2 separate regions of the Homo sapiens genome follow, and region 1 is linked to region 2. A link is a loop called in an ENCODE intact Hi-C map of the cell type or tissue named here. Cell type or tissue: ascending aorta. All regions are shown on one strand. Links, peaks and the distances in the headings refer to the core of each region. The heading gives the core; the rest is flanking DNA.

What was found. A loop is a pair of places that touch in the nucleus more often than their neighbours do. Peaks named below come from ENCODE experiments on the same cell type or tissue, not always from the same donor. Only the 100,000 strongest peaks of a DNase experiment are listed, where the experiment ranks them.
Region 1: it touches region 2 in a loop (4-fold over the local background); 30 of 110 quality-filtered maps call a loop at or near these places.

Annotation. Positions count from the first base shown.
Region 1 is chr10:93,752,573-93,760,909 of GRCh38, reverse strand. LGI1 (leucine rich glioma inactivated 1) reads right to left here and starts at 2,974. Exons shown (of 8, transcript NM_005097.4): 1 at 2,551-2,974; 2 at 2,079-2,150. The coding sequence starts at 2,765. LOC101927013 (a long non-coding RNA gene) reads left to right here and starts at 3,193. Exons shown (of 3, transcript XR_246160.5): 1 at 3,193-3,429. In ascending aorta, for the core only: a CTCF peak has its summit at 3,645 (motif pointing right); no DNase peak of the experiment used is centred there; H3K4me3 peaks cover 2,974 bases; H3K27ac peaks cover 3,048 bases.
Region 2 is chr10:93,812,653-93,820,989 of GRCh38, reverse strand. No RefSeq gene overlaps it. Among named protein-coding and RNA genes, the nearest start is that of LGI1, 59 kb to the right of the region's middle. In ascending aorta, for the core only: CTCF peaks have their summits at 4,638 (motif pointing right) and 7,309 (motif pointing left); DNase peaks (open chromatin) are centred at 4,659 and 7,299; H3K4me3 peaks cover 1,108 bases; H3K27ac peaks cover 1,156 bases.

The DNA of each region.
Region 1 (8,337 bases), core at 150-8,149, 60 kb after region 2:
CCAATCTGAGTTAACCGAGAACACACTGGGAGAGAATTACTCGCCTTTTGTTATTTCTGAAACCTGAACTGCTTTTAGAAATAAAGGCTGGAATGTTCCATAGGAACTCGGAGCATGGGGCACGGGCATGGCACACACTCGGTTGGGCTATTTAAAAACCAGTCCCTTGGCTTCCCTCTGTGATTCTAAATACGTGAAATCACATTACCCTGCAGCAGCCGGTAACTATTTCTATAACATTGTCCAGCATCTGTGCTTGCCGTGACTGGGTCCACCCAACAAAAACAAAGTGGAGATGTGGTAATTGATTAGGTTAATCACTCCAGGCTTTCTGTGCCACAGCTAATGTCCATCTAGTGTCTACTGACACTACTCCTGGAATTTTAAGGACTGATCTATGTAACTAGATCTATGTAACTTCCTAGGGGAAGGGAGGTGCCTTAGCATATCAAAAGGATGCTTTTTAAAAGAGCTATTTATTCATTTAACAAGTGAGGACCAGAAACACAATTTATCACTTTCTCAGAGACAGCAAATTCTTATCCTATGGAAGGATCCCAGCATTAGAGACTCTGCCCCTTTCTGTGGGAAAGAATCTATCTTTTTTGGATTTGTTTGATGTGCTAACTAACACTTCCCCCAGTCACACCACTAGCCATCAATCAAACAGATAAACCCCTTAGGAATATCTAGTCAATTGCTAATCATTTGAAGACATCAGCCAGTAGAAGGGCATTAGCCAACATCATTACATAATGTCAAAACAACTGATCAAGTTTGTGAATCCAATGAAACAGTCAAACCAGTTTAGGAATTTCATATACACAAAACAATAGATGAGTGACTTTTAGCTTTTTAGCTTGATATAAAATTTTTAAACCCTACCATTTATAAATGTGTAAGCATTTGGCACACCCTATGCCAAGTGTTTTATCTACTTAAACCTTGGAAGTATGTGTTCTCACTTCCATTTTAAAGATAAGAAGACTGAGGCTTAGTGAGATATACTAATCTGCACAAGACTACATGTTTAGGTTCTATGAGTGGCAGGGTGAGGTTTAAACACTTGTCTCTCCAACGTCCACTCCATGCTGTTTGCCTCTGTGTATGTAACTTCAAACAGCCAAAATGGCCAAGTAAGGCAAGAAAATAAAAAAATAAAAAACAAACAAGTGAAAGGCCTGGGTCCTGAATCATGCAGTTAAGATAGCCAAGACTCAGCTGATCCACAATTGTCTAATTCTGCCCATATCCGTCCAGCTACAAACCAAGTCTGCGACCTGATACCTGAGTCCTGGGAGACCTCTTGACCCCCATGTGATACCGCTGTAAGGACTAGGACTCCAATTGCCAAACATTACACATCAGAACAAATTTTATGTGTTCCATTATGCCTGTGAACAGATCTGATTTCTTAGTCAAATATTATTTTTTTGAATATTTTCAGGCATAGACTGAGTATGTGGTTCCCTTGTGGCCAACTCAAAACATATAGCAGAGAGTAATCCTTTGCACTATCCTATATTAATATTTTCTTTCCCTCCTTGTAATGGAACTAGTTATAAATTAGATGAGATTAAAAAACAGTCTCTTGAGAATTAACATTTTAAGGAATTACCTAGAAAGAGCTGAGGTGTTTTTTTTCCCCACATGGTAAATCATACAGAGTAGCAGCCTGCCCCAGATCCCCGGAGACAACATCTTGAGCGCATATGTTATGCTGGGTTCTGTATTGACTAATTCAAAAACTCCAGGGCAAAAGAACCCAAGTTCCCAAGTTAAAAATGAAAGTAAAATAGTGGAATGGAATTGGGATCATTGTTGCAAGATTCCAACAACTTCATAAATAGCCATTAAAGTAGACAGCATGACAGGTTAACAGATTTACCATTGTAAGAATCAACCTGCACTGTTGGTGTGAAGTCGCAAACAAACCCATCTACCTCTCACTTTACGGATATTCTGTTTTCTCAGAAATAGAATCACATTTGACAAAATTAATATTGAGATCATTTTACTAGAAGGCTTATCCAAATATATGCCATATTAAAAATAGTCATGATATAAATATTTCTCACAAGAGCTGCAGCGATGGCGTGAATAAAAAACTCCCTTCTGAGATTTCAGTAAAACCAGATCTCACAAAGGATCTGAAAGAAAACAAAAAAGAGAAAACAAACAAACAGACACACACAAAGAGACACACACACACAGAACAAACCTTATGTTAATCCGGTTTAGCATAACAGTGACTATTTTGACACTATTTTATGAAGTACGATACTATTCCTTCCCAGATGAAGTAAGAGAAATGAATCGGCTACAGGTTTCTCATGATAATGTTCAGGGCTGGGGGTATCTAAGCATGTTCAGTAGCAGCTAAAAAAATCAAAAATTCTAAATGCAGCAAATGTTAGCACTGTCAAATGGCCAAGCATGCAAGAGGAATCTCTCTCTCCATGCCCTTCTACAAATACATGCAAAGCCCCAAATCCACCGGCTGGAATTTTTAAATCGTAAATTAGATATCAAAATGCTTACGGGCCTTACAATGAGATAACATCAGGAGGAACGGTGCGTGGAATGGATCTGGCATTCTCACATAAAGCATTATCTTTGGTACAAGTACACACGGCAGGGCATTTTGGCTTCGCTGGTTTCTTCCCCTCAGTCAGCAAAAGCGCAGATAAGAGACATAGGAAATAAGCAATTCTTTTCAGGGGAATGCAGGCATTTCCCATCCTTTTGCTTCTTTCTGATTCCATGCAGTCGAGAAAATATCCCCAACCATGAACAGGGCTTCTGGAATTCAGATGGTGATTGTCTTGCTCTAAGAACAGGTCACATAGGAGTCCACCCTTTTCCTCTGCCTCTGTATCTCTGCTTTTTCAAAACAGAGACCTGCAGCTGATTCGTGAGCTTCTCCTCGCTCCAGCAATGCACTGCTCGGGGGAAGAGACCTGTGAGGTACTGTGAGATGGGAGGGATCCAACTGCTGGAGGAGAGAGCCGACTTGCATCACCACGAAAACACTGAGCACAGACCAGCCTTCGAAGGCAAAGTGAAGTGATGTCACAGAAAATAAACAGCTTTCTGCTTTCACCGGGAGGCCCTTTAATTGTTACCAAAAATAGGACGGCATTATGTCTTATTAGTGAGTGGGTGGGCGGGTGGGTGGGAGCAGTCATCTTGCATAGGATGTCGGCAATCTCAGAAACCTCTGGGAGTCTGCTTTTCATGTAGCAAACAACCTAGTAAGAAAAACTAGCTTTGGAGCCAGCCCCGGCTGGAAAAAATGAAGCTAAATGAAACTCTCTCCACAATATTGGGCTAAAACCTTTTGATGTTTCTTGCTGAGCCTACCTGGCTAATGCCATCAGTGAAAGACAAATCAGAACAGATGAAGAATGTGACTTTCAGGGGATGAATGTGAGTACATACTTTTCTGACACTTATTAACTGTCATGAATGATTGATTTTCCTATCCCCCTGGGTCCCCCACGTAATTCATTCTCTCCTTCCATGACAAGGAAGGGAAACAGAAGTGCGGGACCCTCTCTGTGTATAATCCACCTCCCTCTCTTCTCCCACCCTCCCTTCTTTGGCAGTAGCACCAGAAGCCTGGAAGGAACTCCCTGCCAGCAGGAGGCGGCCAGCTCTAGCTTCCTGGGGCTTTGAAAAAGGCCTGGCTCAGCCCCGAGGCTGTGACATGGTGGGGGAAATGCTGGACTGAGAACCAGACACCTGGCTTTGAGAACGCAGGTCTGCTGTGAACTTGCTGAATCTATTCTCCTGTCTGTAAAACGGGGATGATAGTAAAGACATTCTGGAATTAAATGAAAATGATAGGCTATGTTACTCGTGTACTTGATGTGAGCGGATGGGCCCTTGGAAAAGAAAATTCATTTAAAGAAGCAATCAAGAGCCCCTGGCCTTGGGGTGGGATAGTTTAGTCCAAGAGAGTAGGAAGACCCTTGGGATGGAGGAAGATGAGGAAAACAGACCCCCGGTTATCTCACTATGGCGAAGGCGGCCATCCTTCAAGCTGGCACGAACAGCCTGGGATATCAGTCCACGTTCCTTTCTCCTCTAGCTTCTTAGACTGAAAGTATTAAAAGGACTGCTTGAGCAAAGGCGATTTTGACATAACCTCATTCTGCATCAGAGCTGAAAGCATTGCCATTCTACCCTTTCGCTCATGTAGCTGGCCCCATGCTAACTTCAATCCCTTGTTCAGTTCTCTGTAAACTCTTTGCGGGGGACAGTGCCATTCACGTGCATTCTCACATTTGATAACTGTCTGTTTACCCCAGAAGATTGCAAGGTCCACGAGGTTAGAGACCCCGCTAGGGAACCCAGGGCCTGTGTAGCATTGTGCATGTAGTGGGCAACCTGGATGGCTATGCCAGCAACAGCAGAGTGTACAGTCCATTCATGGTCATGCCCAGCCAAATAAACTTACAGTTGCACCTTGCAGTTCTAATAAAGAGATCTAACCTAGTCAAGGAAGTCAGGGGCCAATTCCCTGAAGTAGCAGTGATTGAGCTGAGTTCAGAGGTAAGGAGGAGTTACAGAGAGGGTTCGTGAGAACACTCCAGGTAGAGGGAACGGCATACATAAAGTCTGGCTCATGATCTGCAGAGCAATGGGACACCTCTGTAGAATCAGGCAGGGGAGTGATATTAACTGGTTTGTGTTTCAAAAGGACCAGTAGGTTATTATCACTAAGTCAGTTTTTGTGGGGTTGTAAATACTGTGTGTTGTTTTTTACGGAAGGGAAAAAGAAAAACTCTTCGTTGACAAGAAGTCATGATTTTAAAGTGTATTCTACGAATGCTTCACTGTCAAGGACTCTGTGGAGGAGGGAATGGAGGGCAGTGTTTTTAGAAACTGTGACCTCTGCGCAAGCCTCACTTTAAACAGTAAAAGTGTCACTTAAAAGTTGGCTGCAAGTCGGGTTTTTGTAAATTGAACCCTGCTTCAAGTGCCTAGTGGAAACTTGCTCCGTAAAATAATTATGTGGTAAAAGTTTTATGGAGGATTGTTTTTATTCAAAGTCACCCTCTAAATCAACTGACTTGTAAATGATGTGTTCTGTAACTACAAAATGAAGACATCGAGAAGATTCAGGGACCTCAAAGATCCTGGATTCGATCCCTGCATATTACAGATGGAGAAACCGAGGTACAGAGAGGACACACAGAGACCACCACTCTGCATGGGGTAAGCCCCATGGCAGAAACTTGGTTACAATGACTAATGTAATCCATCAGGCTAAGTCACTCCCTGTGTTTCACTTTCAAATGTTTCAAATCATGAAGATTGCTTGACTAGCTGTTGGCTTTGTGGTATGAAGACACAGCCGAAGAAAGGGTGAGCGGTCTTTTTCTTTTGACTTGGTAAAGCTAGGAAGGCAAATGAATGAGGGGAAGAAATCATATCCATACTATTCACTTTGCAGCTGTATTTATCTGGCAGTTCAGTTTGTCAGTTCAAGGGGGAAAAGGACCATTGGGGAGGGGAGGGGAGGAGAAACTCTAAGGACAAATTACAATGGGCATTCTGAAAAGACAGTAACTTTTTATTTTTCTATGGCATTTAAAACCCAGACTTGAATTCTTTATTCAATTAAAAACACCCACTAAGGTCAGACAAAATTTAACCATGTAATGCAGGATGCTGGCGGCCTTTTTGGGAGGAGAAACCACTTCCTGGCTCCAGAATTGGATCTGAGGAGAGACTCGGGGAGATGAGGGCAGTTCGCTGCATTGAAGTCTTGAGAGGCCTGAAGAGGAGGCCCCATTGCTGATAATGCTTCCCATCTTACTGCTCCAGGAAGCCCCAGGGAGCACAGAGATGATGTAGGAAGCAGGAGGTGGAAGCTTAGGGGTTTCCACCATCTTGGAGGCCTTCAGATAAGGTGTGGCCACCCACTTGTGGATCACAATAGGGACCCTGGGGAGAGGGGCTTGGAAAGGATTAAAGCAGAGTTGGAAGGAGGCCCAGGGAAGCCAGGAGGCCTAGCTGAGGCAGGCTCAATGCCCAGTCTGAGCTGTAGAGGAGTAGCTGAGCTCTGCACTTTGCCAGCCATATGACCATGGGCCGATTTACCCTTCCTAAGTCACAATTTTCTCCTCTGTAAAACGAGGATAATAATAGTATGTATCACATAGAGTTGTTGAGAAAATGAAACATGATAATGTATCTAAAAGTGCTTATTGTGCAGTCTGATACGTGTGAAAGATTTAGTATCATCTTCACCGTCATCACCATCATTCTCATCATGGTTGCAACAGGACTTGAATTCTGAACATGTGACTTCTGGGACCTGGGAAGCAAAGCTCTCAAATAAAAATGAGGTTAGCTGAAGCGTATATTCACTCTGGGAAGCAGGCACTTCTGAGCAGTATGACACACTGTGGCCTTGTCAAGGGTTCCGCCATGAGAAGGAACCAAGCTGCCTCCTGGAAAAAAAAAAAAAATCTCACCAGTTTGGGTGAGAGTAGGAGCACGCATGCTTAGCCCAAGGACAAGGTCTACAGGTGGAGAAGATTAAGGTGGTTGTGAATACAGGATGAAGACTTTTTTCAGCCTACTGCCCTTGAACACGTGTAAGTTAGAAGGGAGTAAGAGGAATCTCTTTTGGGATCCCTGTAAAAAAGTGGGACTTCTCTCTAATGTGGTGGGCACCATTGCATGGCATGCAGGTGCTATAAGGAACTATGCACAGTGGTGACACCAGAGGCTGCTGAAGAGGTGAGACAAACAATGCTCCCATCCAGGCCTGGGAGTCAGACTAAAGTCATGGAATTTTTCACCAGCAGCAGCTCAGCCTTGGTGGCCCAGCAGCAGTGACAGCCCTGCAGACATCAAAGGCACTGGGAAAGGATCCCAGCAGGGAGGCAGAGCAGAAGAGAAGGAAAATGAGGGACAAGGAATGATGTTTGGGAGCACATGTACAGTGTTCCCTGGACATCCTCAGAAAGACCAGAAGGGGGTTCTCGTCTGGGGGCTTCTGGTGGTTCTGGAAGAGCTGTTGAAAGCAGAGTGAGAAAGGAACAGCATGTGCCTGGTTATGATCCCAGTTTTCCCCTCAGGCTGGTGTGGCCTAGGAAACACACATTGTACAAGTAAACAAATCACTATTAGGAGGCTTAGAAGATCAAGCTTGGCCTTGCCTCCTTTTACAAACACTCAGACATGCAAACTGGTGTCATTTTAAGCAGCTTTCTCAACAGAGCAGGGTTTGCAAAGCTGCGTGTCAGATATGATAGTGGATCGGGACATCAATATCAATCTAGTGAGTACAAGTAGAATTTGAAAAATAAATCATTTCAAATACAAAATTGGAGCATATTGCACCAGTAAGGATAACTATTGCCTTGTGAAGCCTTTGTTTCCATTCTTTGTGTGTGTATGAAGGCACAGCTGTGATATAAATCATGCTTCTTTCAGTTTACAACCAAAAAAAAAAAAAGAAGAGAAAAGAAAAAGAAAGGGAAAAAAAAACTGCATGAGAGGATGCTAAAGATCCTTTCCCAACCCAGGAGTCCAAAATGGCAGGGAAGTGATCTTGACTCCAATAAATTTCACTTACTGGTTGAAGTTAGCAATTAGACCTGTCGGAATATTGTTTCTGTTCTTCACTGACTGTGTGAACTTAGGAAAGTTGATTAGCTTCTCTGTGCCTCATTTGCAACAAGGAAGTAAAAATAACAATACTATCTCTGCATTGTTGATATTAGGATTAGTGATGATGTACATGGAAAGAATGTTGCAAAAAAGGCACTGGACTACTGATAGTTCCACTGGAAATAAGTGGGAAGGGGATTGAGGGCCAATCTTTAAGATTATTTGGCAGTAGTGTGTCATTAGGACTCTTTGGTAGCAAGTGACAGACACTGACTCTGCCAACATAAGTGTAAAAGGACCTTGTTGCCATGGTGATTGAGTGACTCACAGAATCCAAGGAAGGGTTGACCAAGCAGGATTTAGAATGAAGGAACTTGTGAAAGCTTGGGAATCTATGTGGCAGGAGCTAATGGATGATGCCCTCTGGCAAATTCAGTCCAACCTGTTCTTATCCTTATGTTCCTCCCCAAAAGATGAGTATGGTGGACTGATCTTGGGTCAGGCACCCCTGCCCATTGCCCTGGGAAAGTGGGGCACCTTGACTGGCAATCTCACCAAGAGTGCACATGGTGGGAGAGAGGTGGTTCCACAAAAGCAAGTTGGGTACTGCTGTCAGAGCAGAGAGAACAGGCTGGGCAGGTGAAATCCAGCGATGCTCATTTGGGTAGGAGTGCTGGGCTCTGATAGCTAATATCATTGGCCCTT
Region 2 (8,337 bases), core at 149-8,148:
ATTCCTGGGCATAGGACAAGCTAACATATTCTTACTTTTAACCAAATTAAAATTTATAGTTTAACTTGGAAGCAAGGATGATAATAGTTTCTCCCTGAAACGAATCCTCTCCTTGTTGGGGCCAGGGGGCGGGCTGAAACTACTTTCATAAGACTAATGAAAGGCCATAAGATTAGGATTATGGGAGGGCCCTGAATTCTGCTAAAATGTCGGTATAGTTTTTATGATCCCTTACTTCTCAGGAATCGTGTGGCCAGAGGTCACAAGATTTATGACTTCCCTAATTGCTCATATAGATAATATCACTATTGTAGAACTTAAGATTGGTCTTTTGAGATGTTTTTCAGACTGATGCCACCCAGACTCATGACTCATAACTCAACTATTTCTGTGCCCTCCTCTCCCACCAAGAGGTGGACTCAGTGCACAGATGGTGACCATTTTCCACACCCCTATGATTGCATTGCCAACCAATCAGCAGCACCCATTCTCTATCCCCTGCCCACCAAACTATCCTTGAAAAACCCTAACCCGTGAGCCTTTGGGGAGACTGATTTGAGTACTAACTCTATTTCCCCTGTGGCCAGCCTCACATCAATTAAACTACTGCAATACCATGGTCTCGGTGAATTGGTTTTGTCTGTGCAGAGGATGGGACGAACTCATCAGGCGATTACAGAGTTGTTGTAAAGATTATTTTAAGCTGAAGACATTTGAGACTCAACAGATGCAGAAAAAGACTTTCTTGGAGCTTTCCTAATCTGATGAAACACAGCAACTTTGGGAAATGAGACTACCATAAATCCCTTCTCCTAGGGAGAGTCCTAGCTGTGAAGAAGAGAGAAAGGCCACTAGCACCTATGTAAATAAAATGTCACAAACTTTCTTATCTCCCATTTATTCTCATAAAAATCCAATTGTCTTTCCTAAGGAAACCTATTTGTTCTTCTCATAGGAGCCTTTTCTCCTTTTTCCTTCCCCTACTATGTTAGGTACATAAGCCCTGAATTCTAACAGTGAGCACAATCACTGAGTGCATCACTGAGCACTCCTGTGTGTATGCACATTGCATGCTTAAATCAACTCTTCTTTTCTCTTGTCAATCTATCTTTTGATGGTTTAGATTCGTAGGCCCCCAGGCACTGACTCTGTGAAGGTAAAGTGTTTCCTCTCCAGCACCAGGAATAGCACTGATATGGTTTGGCTCCATGTCTCACCCAAATCTTATGTCAAATTGCAATCCTCACATGTCAGGGGAGGAGACTGGTGGGAGGTGATTGGATCACGGAGGTGGATTTCCCCCTTGCTGTTCTTGTGATAACGAATGAGTTCTCATGAGATCCGATGGTTTAAAAGTGTGTGGCACTTTCCCCCTCATTCTGTCTCTCCTTCTACTCTGCCTTGCTAAGATATGCTTCTCCTTCACCTTCTGCCATGATTGTAAGTTTCCTGAGGCCCCCTGGCCATGTGAAACTGTAGAGCCTGTTGAACCGTGAGTCAATTAAACTCCTTTTCTTCATAAATAACCAAGTCTCAAATAGTTCTTTCTAGCAGTGTGAGAATGGACTAATATAGGACTCTGCTTTGGACACTGACCCTGAGCAAGTGGTGTATTTCTGCCACTGTTCTAGATGTACGGATGAAGTTCTGTCATCCACTGTTCTTGGGTAGCTCCCCACTACCAAGGGCTACATTCAGTCCTTCCTCTGGACTCCAGTCTTGTTTGCCTAGTTCCAGTCTCACTGTTTGTCCCTGTGGTTTTATACTTTGCTTATTGTTTAAGTTTTACTCCTTTTTTGAGCCAGTGACATTTTCCTCTTGCATTTTTAGAGAAGCATAGAAATATGTATTTAATATCTAACCTGTCATTCCTATGGACTTGGAGCACAGGAAAGAGGATTATGAATGCATTTGCTCTGATATCTTTATTAAGAAGTTTTCAGGCCTTTTAAAAGTGAGGATGCCAGTATTTATCTGAACTCAAAACAATGGTTCTTGATCCAGTAATTCTGTTTCTGGAACTCTTCCTAGAGGAAGTAATCCAAAAAATGGGGGAAAAAAGCTTCATACACAAAGATGTTCATGGCTGTATTACTTTCTATGGTAAAGATCTGAATATATTATAAATATTTCCCAACAATAAATAAATATTAATATTTCCATTTAATATAATATTATGCAGCTACTAAAATAATACTTTACAAAGAATATATGATATAAAAATGCTTATTATAATACAAGGGAGAAAATTTGTAGCCATTTTTTGTTGTTTTATACAAGCATGCATTAAAAAATAGCATAGAAAGACTAATAAAAAGAAACCACATCAGTGCTAAAAACGGTTGTCTCTTAGTTTTTCTTTATTTTCAAAATTGTGTGTTATGTATATGAATCGCTTTTATAATAGGAAGATACCTAAATAAATATATTAACAAAAAGCTGAATGATAGAAGGACATTTTAAGACAGGCATCTTTCATGATTATAGAGAATGGATTGGCATACTACAAAACGATTGCTTCTAAAACACACAAACAGCAGAGGAAGCTTTTGTGTTAGAAGATTATTGGTTGTGATTAGATGGGTTTTCAGCATCAGGGCACAAGAAGCACCAGTTTGGTGACATCGAGCAAGGAGGCAGGGCTACAAGGGACTGGCAGATGGCAAGAACCTACACTCTGCAGGCAAATGGCCAGGCGCCAGGATCAGATGAGGGAAAGGGCAAGCTAGGAGACTGCGCCAGGGGAGCCAGTGGTAGGGGCCGGACAGGAGCCAACACTTATTGAGGGGTTGCTGAGTTTGTGCCAGGCACTGTTTTGGATCCTGAAATACAGGTGGAGAAGACTGACACAGTTCTTGCCTTCATGAAACTTACAGTCCATGGCAGGGGTTTCAAGCTGTTTTTTTTTTTTTGGAAAGGGCTAGACAGTAAGCATCTTAGGTTTTGTGAAGCTATACAATCTGTGTTACAATTACTCAGTTCTGCCACTGTAGCTTAGTAAAAGCAGCCACAGACAACAGTAAATGGATGGGTGTGGCTAGGTACCAATGAAACTTTGTTTATAAAAATAAGTGGTGGCTAGACTTGGATGGTGGCATAGTTTGCCACCTCCTGATCTAAGTGGAAGACAGACAGTAAACAAGTAAACAAGTTAATATGATAATTATGGTTTGTGATCATTGTCAGGAAGGAAATCAAAAGGGTGATCTAGTAGTGAATTAGTAATACATTACATTTTACCTTTTACCGAGATGTGACATCCATACAATAAGGTGCACAAATTCCAGGATATAGAATATTCTTAACACCTTAGAACTGGGTCCTGAAGCATTAGAATGACCTCTCCATCCAAAGAACTGGGCATGGGGAAGCATTCCAGGCAGAAGGGAAAACAAGTACAAGAGTCTGAGGCAGAAAAAGGTTTCGCATCTTCCATGAACAGAAAGGGTTTTCATGGGGCTAGATAGCAGTGAGCAGGGAATAGGGTGGGATGCTGTGGGTAGAGGAAAACCCCACAGACTTTAGAGGCCATTGTGGACATTCTGTATCTTATTCTAAATGTTATAGGAGAGCAATGGAGGGTTTTAAGCAGAATGGCATGATCTGATTGAAGTTTCAAGATGATAAGTGAACTGCTGTCTTCTTTCTGGACTTTTCTGTAGTAGTGTTCAGTTAGGACGGGGAACTGGGGCTAGGGGCTGGGGGCTGGGAGCATCCAGCCTCAGCTGGAGCTGAGATGGGCTGTGTGAGGAAAATCCATTAAAGAACACCATTACCATACACCACATACTGAACCATAAACATCGATTTATTTTGTAAAACACCTCTTTGAAATATTACTGTAACTAGATTTATTGGCACCTGTTTCCGAGCACTTAATTAGGAGATACTTTAAGAACTGTGCATCAAAGACAAGAACCTGAAGAAAATGCAAGCAGGGGGTTAAGAGGTGAGGTGAGCTGGCAGGTACAGATCTAGCAGCAGCAAGTCATGCTGCCGAGGTGGAGGCTCACGGGAGGCAGGAGGAGGGGGTCAGAATATATCTTTAGTGTCCAGGAAGAGACCCCGGTGGTTTTTGGAACCAGAGAGTTGAGGTTTGCTTTCATTGGTGTGGCTTGGTTCTGATTTAATGTTTTGAAGACATATTGTAGGGAATAGTTACAAAGTGTCCCTAGGATGGTGAAAAGAGGCGGGTGGTGAGGGGGCAAGAAGGAATGGAGTTTTGTAAATGGAGAATTAGAGGAAATGATAATTTGGGGCCAAGAGCCTTCCTCCTTCTCTCCCTACCTGCCTCTCTTCTTTTCTCCTTCCTTCCCTTTCATTTATTTACTTACTTATTTATTTATTTACTATCTACCTTGGTTGAATGTCATCTCCTTTCTTTTTTAAAAATGCAGAGGCGAGAGACCAAGAGGAAGAAATTGAATCAGTATGTACTGCCTTACTAAGGTTGTCATGAAGCAAGCGCAAACTAAAATATTGTTCATGTTTGTCTGACATTCAAATTTAACAGAGCACCCTGTATTTTTATGTGCTAAATCTGGCCATCCGTCTATGCCTGTGGCTTGGATTTTGCCATTTCAGCGTCAGCGAGTGAAACCTCCTCCTAATTACTCCCTGCTAATTGGAACCAGCTGCCACCAGGAGGCAGCCGGGCGCTGCTTCCACCCAAGATGAGGACAGTGTCTGAGATTCTAGGGAGCTCTGAGTCTACCTTCCTCTCGAACTCTCCTGACACCCATTTCCACTTCTAGCCACAACTTTCCACTGCTCTCTCCTAATCTTGCTTTAGTAAAAATAGCTAAACTTTAAAAAAAATTATACTCCATTTAAAGGTAAAAAGAACCCATAACATCACATGCATCTTGCCTCCCTAAATAATTGCAGTTAGAAATTAATTCATCTTCCTTTAAAAACCTGAATTTAGCCTCAACTAGTCACAGCTTCTGTCACTCGCCCCTTTGACCTGGGGGTCCCCTTCGCTCCCAGCTTTTCCCGTGTCCCTGTCCTTGCTCCCTCTCTCCACTGTGCCCTTCCTTCTTCAGCCGTCACTATGGTTACAGGGGGACCTGTTTCTGTGGTGCCCTCTTCCATAGCCTGCTTCCGAGGTAATTTCCCCAGTGAATTCCACCTCCTCTCAGTTATCTCTGCCCTTATCCTACTTCAGTGAGGTGGGTGGGGGGGGGAATCAGAGAGAGAAAGAAAGCGCATGCATCCAGCAGCTCAGATATCAAAATTCTTTCTGTTACCAGGAGACTTTCTCCAATCAATGTTGCCTCTTTTTTTGTTTTCCTTCTTTATGAGGAAAAGCTGTTCCCGACTCTGCCTCTTACTCTGGCATAAACCTAAATCCACTTATAAAAGTTAACTAAACACCTCTTGGCCTTGTGACTGTAACACTGAGCAACAGTTTGCTTCTTTGCATACCTCCAATTCTGGAGTCAAAAGGGTCCCTTTAGGACAGAAAAATGAACTGAAGAAAGAACACCAGCTCTGTCACATGGGGGAGACAGCGACACAGAAAATGTTAACCAAGCAGTCCAGGCCACAGAGAGATGTGTCCAAAGCCCAGGGCCCCGTAATGAGAGGCTACAGGCAAAGACTTTCCCAGAGAGGTGGAGAGGAAGCGTCTCCAACAGTGTCCAAGCAGCAAAGGTGATTCCAGAAAGCTTATGGTGAAATAACATGGAAGCAAAGATCACAAACAGCAGTGTTTTGATAAATATTTGGATGTTGGTTTGTTTGGTTTCTGCTAATTTGAGATTCTGTGAGTTAGATAATTTTCTTTGCTTCTCATGAGATATAGGATAACCTACTCAAATTATGCAAATGCTCATTCAAAGGAGGAAGCAGAATTATGTTAGTCTCTTCTATAATTCTATTGAAATGATGATTCATAGGGTCCATTCTCAAAGAAGACTTGCATCAAATTAACGCAGTCCAGCAACATTTTTTTTTAAATGTCATAAAAGGGCTGTAACTCACAGGAACTCTTCTTAAAATCCCCATGTCCTCACCCTTCCACTCCCTATTCACAGCTCCTTCTGGTCTCTTTCAGAATACAAATTCTGACACCCTCCTACGGCCTAACCTGTGAGTTACTTTGTGTTATTCTCCTCTTCTCCCAATTCTGCTTCATGGGAGTCCCCAAAAGAGGGCTATGCTGGGAACGCTGTGGGAGAAGAAGAAATTGACTAGAAAAAGCCGGAACCTTCTTTAAGTTGTAGGGCAACTGGAAAGCTGGGAACACATTGACAGCAGCACTTTTGCCTGGTTAAACTTATATTTTTGTTCTCAAAATGTAAGTTTCCTGTAAGTCCAGACCTGTTGGGATAGTCATCTCACCTAGTGGCGACCTTGAGTGGTATTTGGTACTTGCTAAGCTGCTGCACATGAAGCTGTGCTGTGTTCAAGGGCAGTAAAATTCAACTACACTCAGTCTGCCTGCCCTTAACCAAGGAGGAAAGCAAGGTAGTCTGTGTGGGTATGAAGCCAGCTCTCTCATTGCGTGTACAATGCCTGCCATGCTCACCATCACCTGAGCCAGATCATTGGCCTTCCTGCTAGGAGGATCGAGGGCAGAGGTCTATGGGAAGATGAAAGCAAAGTGTTTGTTACCACACCCCCTTTGTTATGGAGGTGATGGGCATTGTTGATATAGGTGATGCATGGGCAAATCTACTGACATGCTAAAAGGATGGGTAGTTGTTCATGCTGAATTGAATTAATTGTTTATATCTTGGCTGAGTCATTAGGAATCTATGTTACAGTCTCTGACTTTGCATGATCCAAAGCTGAATTCCGTGACTGTTATTCTGATTTTCCTCTTGGAATGACCAGGCTTTGGGGGACTAATCCAATCTTCCAAGGTGGGCCAGTGGATCGATTTCAGGGAAGAACAGAAGCTTCACGAGGGAGACATAGATATGAGTACTCTCTTCTTGCTAAGGAACGTCTATTTAGAATACCAAAGCAAGATGCTATTTAAATACTTTCTTCAGTTTCATTCTTTTTCTCTGTCCTTTACTGCCTTCCTTATCATCTGACTGAGGCAGGACCTTGGCAAACCTTATTCAGCAAAACAAATTATCAGAACCTTGGGAACCCCTGGACTCTGTTCTTGGAATCTCCATAACAGTCTTGCTGGCCACTGTCTAGGAAGAAAATTTCTTTCCCCAAAACTCATTGCTCACATTAGTTATACCTTTTCTGGGATCCACCCTTTTGTGGTCCCAGTGTCCTGGAGCACGGATGTTCATAGTGGCTGTCACATGGGCACTGTGCCCATGTGCATGGCAGGGGGGTTCTGCTGCCCTCTGTTGGCCACAGCAGACTTGGTCTGGTTGTTAACTACTGGGTCATGTCCGCCTCTGGCAAAAGGCTGCAGTTCTTGCCCTCTAACTCTCCTTCCTCAGCATTCCTTAACAGGTACCAAATCCTCCTATTATTAAGCATTGGATGAAGCCACATTGCAGCTCCCACGAAGAGTTTATCTAACATTCCCAAGTGAATGATTCTAGCAGTCTATCTAGCATAGGGATCATGAGTTGTTTCTGGGAACGGCCCTGAAATATGGTCAGAAAATGTCTGAGCTCATCAACTCTGTCCTGACTTATTTGATTTGCTATCAGAGAGTGATATCCCTGGATCTTGCCCCTACATAGTGTGGTAGTTTCTATTTGGAAGCCTCAAAACACAAAGCCCCTTCTATAGCATAATAATAATAATTATTATGATTAATCTGCTACTGCATCCTTTAAGTGGTGAGAATTACAGAAATCTCAAACATCAGCATCAGTTTGATCCTTTAAACTAGAAATAAAGGGGAGAAGATTTGGAAATATGCTGATGGGGGCAAAATCAGTTATTTGGAAGAAAAAGGAGACTGGGTTTAGATACCCTGATGTGCCAGGTTATTGGGAATCAGTAATATATGCCAACTTTTATTTTACCATGAATATCTCCTCAAAGTCTTGGACAGGCTTCTCTCTGGCCCTTCTGAGTACACTAATGCAGGTTGGTAGTGTGGTTTCTGGAATGTACTTCTAGGAGGATCCATTTACTAGGCAGCCTTTTTTCTTTGCTGTGGAGGAGGCTTTTAGCAGATGGGTGTGTTATATAATGGTCTGCACTTTGCCCCCACATGAGTGTAAATATTATAAACATGAACATCTGGCTGATATTACTGATGTCTACAGGGCATATTGGCCTCAGTTTAGGAGGGTGAAACAGTGAAACCCTCATCAAACAGTGATAAATCCAAGAGATGGCTGAGGTGGGATGAGGAGGGAAATTAGTCCCTTTTTTTTTTTTTGAGACGGAGCCTTGCTCTGTCGC